Linked DNA regions of Homo sapiens: region 2 is linked to region 1. The links are chromatin contacts, found by Hi-C or POLR2A ChIA-PET in ENCODE. All regions are on one chromosome and are shown on one strand. The core of a region is the stretch at or near the end of the contact, and the rest is flanking DNA. Distances in the headings are between cores, read along the strand shown.

What was found. Hi-C counts contacts between places; a loop is a spot of excess contacts on that map. ChIA-PET counts read pairs that join two places held with the same protein, here RNA polymerase II (POLR2A). Pooled maps may share reads with other maps.
Region 2: a loop to region 1 is called in a map of CD8-positive, alpha-beta T cell, with 3 times the contacts of the local background. The contact joins the enhancer-like site here to the promoter of HCG27 in region 1. A Hi-C loop is called at or near these places in 6 of 168 maps with a recorded cell type or tissue (CD8-positive, alpha-beta T cell, Calu3, K562 and 2 more) and 5 of 50 pooled maps. POLR2A ChIA-PET finds 5 or more read pairs at or near these places in 15 of 52 experiments (B cell, CD4-positive, alpha-beta T cell, CD4-positive, alpha-beta memory T cell and 11 more).

The regions. Positions count from the first base shown.
Region 1 is chr6:31,195,356-31,200,111 of GRCh38, reverse strand. It overlaps HCG27 (HLA complex group 27), which reads right to left and starts at 2,352. Exons shown (of 2, transcript NR_026791.1): 1 at 2,230-2,352. RefSeq lists enhancers at 1-605, 606-1,489, 3,627-4,509.
Region 2 is chr6:31,244,052-31,248,807 of GRCh38, reverse strand. No RefSeq gene overlaps it. Among named protein-coding and RNA genes, the nearest start is that of HLA-C, 26 kb to the left of the region's middle. RefSeq lists enhancers at 2,424-2,925, 3,460-4,209. Within about 2 kb of position 2,312, at least 2 of the 41 ENCODE cell types and tissues checked have a DNase peak (open chromatin) inside an H3K27ac peak, as active enhancers do; they include HCT116, where a contact is called at or near this core.

The DNA.
Region 1 (4,756 bases), core at 1,103-3,602:
GGGAAGGGGACCTGGATAGAGCTCACCCATAGGATATGGCAGGTCCCAGAACTCTACTGAAATCAAGTCTGGATAAAAGTCAATAATATTCTTCTGACCGAATTCCTTTCAGTCTTCCTGAGGGATGGGCAGGCTCATTCCAGAATAAAGAAGATGCCTGGGGTAAAGAAGACTAGTCTCCAAGGGCACTGGCCCAGGACACCTAGGTTCTACTGGTCACCAACGCCCACCCAGATCTCTCCTGGGTGGAGCCTTGTTCCAAGCCTCTCACAGCCCTTGCCTGCATTCCCATGGTGCTCACCATGGATAACAGGGCCACAGCCAGCCTCAGAGCCAGACTGTTAAGTGAAACCACTGATCCTTGCTGAATTACTTCTTTGAGGCTGAGATAAACTTCACATTTCAGCCTCATTAATAAGATTAATTGTAAATCCAAATGGCCTGCAAATCTATAAACAGTCGCTCAGTTGATTAGCCAGAACATTGAGGACTGTTAATGATACAGGAAAAGGCCCATTTTGGAGGTGAGAAGCTGAGGAGCCTGAAACTGTTTCCATTGTTTATGAAAGTAATCTGACAATTATGAATGAAAATACCCACCACCCCCCGACCCAGCAATCCAAGGTGGGAAATATCTTTTTTTTTTTTGAGACGGAGTTTTGCTCTTGTCCCCCAGGCTGGAGTGCAGTGATGCAATCTCAGCTCACTGCAACCTCCATCTCCCAAGTTCAAGTGATTCTCCTGCCTCAGCCTCCCAAGTAACTGAGATTACAGGCGTGTGCCACCATGCCAGGGTAATTTTTGTATTTTTAGTAGAAACGAGGTTTCACCATGTTGACCAGGCTGGTTTCGAACTCCTGACCTCAAGTGATCCGCCCACCTCAGCCTCCCAAATGCTGAGATTACAGGTGTGAGCCCAAACTCCTACTTTTAAATCACTGCATAATAGTCCATAGTCCATTGAATGGAGTATAGCAATAAACACTGTTACATATTCTGAACCTCAACTCCCTCCCTCCCTCCCTTCCTCTCTCTCTCTCTTCTTTCTTTCTTATTTTTTGACACAGGGCCTCACTCTGTCACCCAGGCGGAGTGCAGTTGTGGGTTAATCATGGCTCACTGCAGCCGCGACCTCCCCAGGCTCAGGTGATCCTCCCACCTCAGCTTCCGGAGTAGCTGGGACTACAGGCATGAGCCACCTCACCCGGCTAATTTTTTGTATTTCTGGTGGAGAAGGGGTTTCACCATTTTGCCCAGGCTGGTCTTAAACTCCTAGGCTCAAACCATCTGCCTGCCTCACCCTCCCAAAGTGCTAGGATTACAGGTGAGCCACCACACCCAGCCAACTGCCTTTATTTCTGTAAGAGATATTTCCCGGCCAGGCGCGGTGGCTTACACCTGTAATCCCAGCACTTTGGGAGGCCGAGGCGGGTGGATCACCTAAGGTCAGGAGTTCGAGACTAGCCTGGACAACATGGCAAAACCCCGTCTCTACTAAAAATATAAAAATCAGCCGGGCGTGGTGGGGGGTGCCTGTAATCGCAGCTACTTGGGAGGCTGAGGCAGGAAGAATTGCTTGAACCCGGGGGGGTGGGGGTTGCAGTGAGCCCAGATGGCGCCACTGCACTCCAGTCTGGGTGACAGACCAAGACTGTCTCAAAAAAAATAAAATACATAAATAAATAACAATAATAATATGTAAGATTTGTCCCACGGCATTTTGAGGTGATGGCAGGCAGAAATAAAGCCAGTCCCACCCTTTCTGGGCTAGGGAAAGCTGAGATGGTCTTCGGCTCCGGGTGAGTCACTCCCCAGGGTCCAGGCCTGGCTGCCCGTTCCCCTCCCCCTCCAACCCACCTACAGCCCCTTCTGCTCTGCCCCATCAACTACATTTTCTCCCTCAGCACTCGCCTTAGATTCCTGGACCCACAGCACAGAGGCGACCTCCTCCTTGCAGACTTTAGGCGCCACTGCGGGGTCCGGAAAAAAAAGAGAAACGGCCCAGCGCTGTCACTTACATAACCCAGGGCGGGGCTGCGCTCGGCGACCGCAAGCGTTTTGAATTCTGCGCCCCAGAGTTCACTGCGAGGACTGGGATCACCCGTCACCCCGCCCTGGTCTACGGAAAATGACAAGTGTTTACTGATATAGAAACGGAATAACGGCGCTGTGGGCTGGGGTGGGCGGAGCTGCCTTCAGGCTTCTGGTCTCCAGCGGCGGGGAACTCACACCTGCCGCTGTGAAAATGCAGACCCGCGGGGCAGTAATTCCGAGTCCAGCCTGGGGCGCGATCTGGAATCTTGACTCGCTTGAAACACCACGACGGATTCGGAGACAGGTGAGTAGAGAAATGAGCCTCAGCCCCTCCCACGGGCCGCCCACGGATTCCAGGATCCGGAAACTCTTCCTGCTGCTGCGTCACCCCAGGAAGGCAGCGCCCGCCTCTGGGCAGTTCTGATGGAAACTGGCTTCGCCGCCCAGAGGAAAACCCACAACTAAGGGGCCAAGAAAAAGCCTCCATGGTCCCGCCCTTTCAGTGAGGATCCTAATTTATACCCCGAGTGTGGCCCCCATCAAAGTCTGCAGTGACAGCCGAGCGCGGTGGCTCACGTCTGTAATCCCGGCACTTTGGGAGACCATGGCGGGCGGATCACTTGAGGTCAGGAGTTCGAGACCAGCTTGGCCAACATGGTGAAGCCCCTTCTCTACTAGAAATACAAAAATTAGCCGGGTGTGGTCGTAGGCGCCTGTAGTCCCAGCTACTCGGAGGCTGAGGCAGAAAAATGGCTTGAACGCGGGAGGCGGAGCTTGCAGGGAGCCGAGATCGCGCCACTGCACTCCAGCCTGGGCGACAGAGACTCCATCTCACACACACACAAAAAATGTAGAGTGACGTTCACTGAAATGATACTAGACCAGCGGGAGGGACCCAGAGCGCTGCGGTTCACAGAATGCGGTGACAGCGCCGCCTCGCGTCCTTTACTTCAACTGCCCCAGGCAGACGTGGTCACGTGTGTTGGCCTGGAGGCTGGAATACACCGGGGTCAAATGCAGAGTGGAGAAAGGAGGGAAGGATGGGAGGACGTGTTGAAGAAAGACAGTAAGAGCTAGCGCTATGGTTCATATCTGTAAAACTAGAGTTTTCGGAGGCGAGGCAGGAGGATCGTGTGAGACCAGGAGTTTGAGGTCGCAGTGAGCCGTGATCACACCACTGCACTCCAGCCTGGACGACAGAGTGAGACCCTGCTTTTATATACTTTTCATATTTTCTGTAATTAAGCAAGTTTTGTGTCCGGAATTGGTGGGTTCTTGATCTCACTGACTTCAAGAATGAAACTGTGGACCCTCGCGGTGAGTGTTACAGCTCTTAAGGTGGCGCGTCTGGAGTTTGTTCCTTCTGATGTTCGGACGTGTCCGGAGTTTTTTCCTTCTGGTGGGTTCGTGGTCTCGCTGGCTCAGGAGTGAAGCTACAGAGCTTTGCGGTCAGTGTTATAGCTCTTAAGGCGGCACGTCTGGAGTTGTTTGTTTCTCCCGGTGGGCTTTTGGTCTTGCTGGCTTCAGGAGTGAAGCTGTAGACCTTCACAGTGAGTGTTACAGCTCATAAAAGCACTATGGACCCAAAGAGTGAGCAGTAGCAAGATTTATTGCAGAGCAAAAGAACAAAGCTTTAGCAGTGTGGAAGAGAACCCGACTGGGTTGCCACTGCTGGCTCGGGCAGCCTGCTTTTATTCTCTTATCTGGCCCCACCCACATCCTGCTGATTGGTAGAGCCGAGTGGTCTGTTTTGACAGGGTGCTGATTGGTGCGTTTGCAATCCCTGAGCTAGACACAAAGGTTCTCCAAGTCCCCATCAGATTAGTTAGATACACAGTATGGACACAAAGGTTCTCCAAGGCCCCACCAGAGCAGCTAGATACAGAGTGTAGATTGGTGCATTCACAAACCTTGAGCTAAACACAGGGTGCTGATTGGTGTGTTTACAAACCTTGAGCTAGATACAGAGTGCCGATTGGTGTATTTACAATCCCTGAGCTAGACATAAAGGTTCTCCAAGGCCCCACCAGAGCAGCTAGATAGAGTGTGGATTGGTGCACTCACAAACCCTGAGCTAGGCACAAGGTGCTGATTGGTGTGTTTACAATCCCTGAGCTAGACATAAAGACTCTCCACGTCCCCACCAGACTCAGGAGCCCAGCTGGCTTCACTTAGTGGATCCCGCACCGGGGCTGCAGGTGGAGCTGCCTACCAGTCCCGCACGGTGCGCTTGCATTCCTCAGCCCTTGGGTGGTCGATGGGACTGGGCGCCGTGGAGCAGGGGGTGGTGCTCGTCGAGGAGGCTCGGGCCGCACAGGAGCCCTTGGAGTGGGTGGGAGGCTTAGGCATGGCGGGCTGCAGGTCCCCAGCCCTGCCCCGCGGGAAGGCAGCTAAGGCTCGGTGAGAAATCGAGCGCAGCGCTGGTGGGCTGGCACTGCTGGGGGACCCAGTACACCCTCCGCAGCTGCTGGCCCGGGTGCTAAGTCCCTCATTGCCAGGGGCCAGCAGGGCTGGCCGGCTGCTCCGAGTGCGGGGCCCGCCAAGCCCACGCCCACCCGGAACTCCAGCTGGCCGGCAAGCGCGGCACACAGCCCCGGTTCCCGCTCGCGCCTCTCCCTCCACACCTCCCCGCAAGCTGAAGGAGAGGGCTCCGGCCTTGGCCAGCCCAGAAAGGGGCTCCCACAGTGCAGCGGTGGGCTGAAGGGCTCCTCAAGTGCCGCCA
Region 2 (4,756 bases), core at 1,063-3,562, 49 kb before region 1:
CTTAGCTGTTTCCCAGAGGTTCTGGTTCATTGTATCTTTTTTCTCATTAGTTTCAAAGAACTTCTTGATTTCTACCTTAATTTCATTATTTACTAAAAGTCATTCAAGAACAGGTTATTTAATTTCTAAGTAATTATATGGTTTTAGTGAATTTCTTATTCTTGATTTTGAATTTGATTGCACTGTAGTCTGAGAGACTATTTGTTATGATTTCAGTTCTTTTGCATTTGCTGAGGAGTGTTTTACTTCTGATTGTGTGATTGATTTTAGAGTAAGCGCCATGTGGCAATGAGAAAAATGTATATTCTGTTGTTCTGGGGTCCGGAGTTCTGTAAATATCTATCAGGTCCATTTGCTCCAGGGCTGAATTCAGGTCCTGAATATCTTTGTTAATTTTCTGTCTTGATGATCTGTCTAATATTGTCAGTGGGGTATTAAAGTCCACCACTTCTACTGTGTGAGGTTCTAAATCTCTTTGACGGTCTCTAAGAACCTGCCTTATAAATCTGGGTGTTCCTCTATTGGATGCATACATATTTAGGATAGTTAGATCTCTTCATTGAATTGAACCCTTTACCATTATGTAATGCCCACCTTTATCTTTTTTTATCTTTCTTGGTTTAAAGTCTGTGTTGTCAGAAACTAGGATTGCAACCCTGGCTTTCTTCCGCTTTCCATTTGCTTGGAAAATTTTCCTCCATCTCTTTATTTTGTGCCTATGTGTGTCATTGAATGTAAGATGAGTGTATTGTAGGCAGCATACTGATAGGTCTTGGTTCTTTATCCAGCTTGCCCTTCTGTGTCTTTTAAATGTGGCATTTAGCCCATTTACATTTAAGGTTAGTATTGATATGTATGGATTTGATCCTGTCATCATGGTGTTAGCTGGTTACTTTGCAGACTTGCTTATGTGGTTGCTTTATTGCGTCACTGGTCTATGTACTTCAGCTTGTTTTTGTAGTGGCTGGTAACTGTCTTTCCTTTCCATATTTAGTGCTTCTTTTAGGAGTTCTTGTAATGCAGGTCTGATGGTAATGAATTCCCTTGGCATTTGTTTGTCTGAAAAGAATTTTATTTCTTTTTTGCTTATGAAGCTTAGTTTGGCTGGATATGAAATTGTGGGTTGGAAATTCTTTTCTTTAACAATGTTCAATACTGGCCCTCAATCTCTTCTGGTGTGTAGGGTTTCCACTTGGAGGTCCACTGTTAGTCTAATGGGCTTCCCTTTGTAGGTGACCTGGCCTTTCTCTCTGACTGCCCTTAACGTTCTTTCTTTCATTTCAACCATGGAGAATCTGATGATTGTATCTTGGGGATGATCTTCTCATGGAGTAACTTACTAGTGTCCTCTGCATTTCTGAATTTGAATGTTGGTCTGTCTAGCTAGGTTGGGAAAGTTCTCATGGATGATATCTTGAAGTGTGTTCCAAATTGATTCCATTATTCCCATCTCTTTCAGGTATACCAATAATTCATGGATTCAGTTTCTTTACATAATCTGATGTTTCTCAGAGGTTTTGTTTGTTCCTTTTCATTCTGTTTTCTCTATTCTTGTCTTCCTGTCTTATTTTAGAAAGCCAGTCTTCAAGCACTGAGAGTCTTTCCTCCACTTGTTCTATTCTGCTGTTAATACTTGTGAGTGCACTATGAAATTCTTTTAGTGTGTTTTTCAGCTTTATCAGGTTGGTTTCATTCTTCTATAATACTGGCTGTTTTGTCTGTCAGCTCCTGCAATGTTTTATCATTATTTTTAGCTTCCTTGGATTGGGTCACACTGTACTCCTTTAGCACAGTGAACTTCTTCCCTCTCCATATTCTGAATTCTACTTCTGCTCTTTCAGTCATCTCAGCTTTAGCCTGGTTCCAAACCCTTGCTGGCTTTTTGAGTTTTCAGCATTGTTGTGCTGATTCTCATCTTAGTGGGCTTATCTATCTTCATTCTTTGAGGTTGCTGATCTATGAATGGGTTTTGTTTTTCTCTTCTTTTGTTTTCTCTTTCAATAGTCTGACCACTTTTCTGTAGGGCTGCTGCAGTTTGCTGAGGGCCTGCTCCAGTCCCCAGTTGCCTCAGATTTTCCAGTAACTGGAGATATCACCAGTGAAAGCTACATAACAGCAAAGATGGTAGTCTGCCTTTTCCTTTGGGAGCTCTGTCTCAGGAAAGTACAGACCTGTTGCCAGCCCAAACACACCTGTAGGAGGTACTGGAGACCCTGGTTGGGAGGTCTTGCACAGTCACGAGGAATAGGATCAGGATCTAGAGGTTTACCAAAGGGAGGAATACTCCCTCAGGAGACACAGAAATTATTCCATTGAGCTGGAAGCTAAGACACCCACCCGGGCCCTTCAGCTCCTCATGTTACTGAATCAACAGACAAAGGAAGGAGTTACTGCACTTTCTGGGGTGATTGGTCCTGGTCATCAGGGGGAAATTGGTCTGCTACTACACAATGGCAGTAAATAAGACTATGTTTGAAATACAGGAGATCTTTTAGAGCATCTCTTAGTAATACTCTGCTCTATAATTAAAGTCAATAAAAACTACAACAACCCAAGTCAGGCAGGACTACTAATGACCCATGCCCTTCAGGAATGAAGGTATGAGTCACCCAAGCAGGAAAAGAAACCTGATCAGCTGACGGACTTGCTGAAGGCAGTGGGACTATGGGATGGTTAGTGAAAAAAAGCTATTTACACTAGTTGTGACCAGCACAGTGGCTCATGCCTATAACCCCAGCACTTTGGGAGGCTGAGGCAGGTGGATTCCTTAAGTCGAGGAATGTGAGACCAACCCGGGCAACATGCTGAAATTCCATCTCTACTGAAAATACATACAAAAAATTAGTCAGACTTGGTGGTGTGCTTGCAGTCCCAGCTACTTAGGAGGTTGAGGTAGAAGGATCACTTGTGCCCAGGAGGTGGAGTTTGCAGTGAGCCAAGGTAATGCCACTGCACTCCAGCCTGGCAACAGAAGAAGACCCTGTATCAAATAAATAAGTAAATAAATAAATAAATAAATAACCAGCTGTAACCATGTGATCAGTTGCAGAAATAAAGACAGTAAATGTTATAAGCATTTCTTCCTTATGTTTTTACAATGATATTTATGTCTGTGTGTATGTACCCATACACGTACTAAGCAAATACCTTTGTTTTCATCTTTTCCTTATCATCTTGTAATAAAACATAAAATGTGCTAATAATAGTTCCCTTTTATTAATGATGGTTCAACTTTTTTTAAACATGGTGTTTAGGTTACAGTATATCGAAGAGAAAAATGCTTATCATGCATTGAGTTTGAATTTTTTTCTGAGGAAATGGTTAGTGTTTTTAGATGGATGCAAGATAGCTGTATCATCTTTAGCAAAAGTATGACTTTATAATTGTTTTTATTTGGAGACTAAGTATGGTTTAAGAAAACGTTAATGGGTGCCAAGTTCACAAGCATGGACTAGGGTGGTGGGTATTTTTTTTTTTTTTTTTTTTTTTTTTTTTAATTTATTTTTTTATTGATAATTCTTGGGTGTTTCTCACAGAGGGGGATTTGGCAGGGTCATGGGACAATAGTGGAGGGAAGGTCAGCAGATAAACAAGTGAACAAAGGTCTCTGGTTTTCCTAGGCAGAGGACCCTGCGGCCTTCCGCAGTGTTTGTGTCCCTGATTACTTGAGATTAGGGATTGGTGATGACTCTTAACGAGCATGCTGCCTTCAAGCATCTGTTTAACAAAGCACATCTTGCACCGCCCTTAATCCATTTAATCCTGAGTGGACACAGCACATGTTTCAGAGAGCACAGGGTTGGGGGTAAGGTCACAGATCAACAGGATCCCAAGGCAGAGGAATTTTTCTTAGTGCAGAACAAAATGAAAAGTCTCCCATGTCTACTTCTTTCTACACAGACACGGCAACCATCCGATTTCTCAATCTTTTCCCCACCTTTCCCGCCTTTCTATTCCACAAAGCCGCCATTGTCATCCTGGCCCGTTCTCAATGAGCTGTTGGGCACACCTCCCAGACGGGGTGGTGGCCGGGCAGAGGGGCTCCTCACTTCCCAGTAGGGGCGGCCGGGCAGAGGCGCCCCTCACCTCCCGGACGGGGCGGCTGGCCGGGCGGGGGGGCTGACTCCCCCCACCTCCCTCCCGGACGGGGCGGCTGGCCGGGCGGGGGGCCGACCCCCCCACCTCCCTCCCGGACGGGGCGGCTGGCCGGGCGGGGGGCCGACCCCCCCACCTCCCTCCCGGACGGGGCGGCTGGCCGGGCGGGGGGCCGACATCCCCACCTCCCTCCCGGACGGGGCGGCTGGCCGGGCGGAGGGCTGACCTCCCCACCTCCCTCCCGGACGGGGCGGCTGGCCGGGCGGGGGGCCGACCCCCCCACCTCCCTCCCGGACGGGGCGGCTGGCCGGGCAGAGGGGCTCCTCACTTCCCAGTAGGGGCGGCCGGGCAGAGGCGCCCCTCACCTCCCAGACGGGGCGGCTGGCCGGGCGGAGGGCTGACCCCCCCACCTCCCTCCCGGACGGGGCGGCTGGCCGGGCGGGGGGCCGACCCCCCCACCTCCCTCCCAGACGGGGCGGCTGGCCGGGCAGAGGGGCTCCTCACTTCCCAGTAGGGGCGGCCGGGCAGAGGCGCCCCTCACCTCCCAGACGGGGCGGCTGGCCGGGCGGAGGGCTCACCCCCCCACCTCCCTCCCGGACGGGGCGGCTGGCCAGGCGGGGGGCTGACCCCCCCACCTCCCTCCCGGACAGGGCGGCTGGCC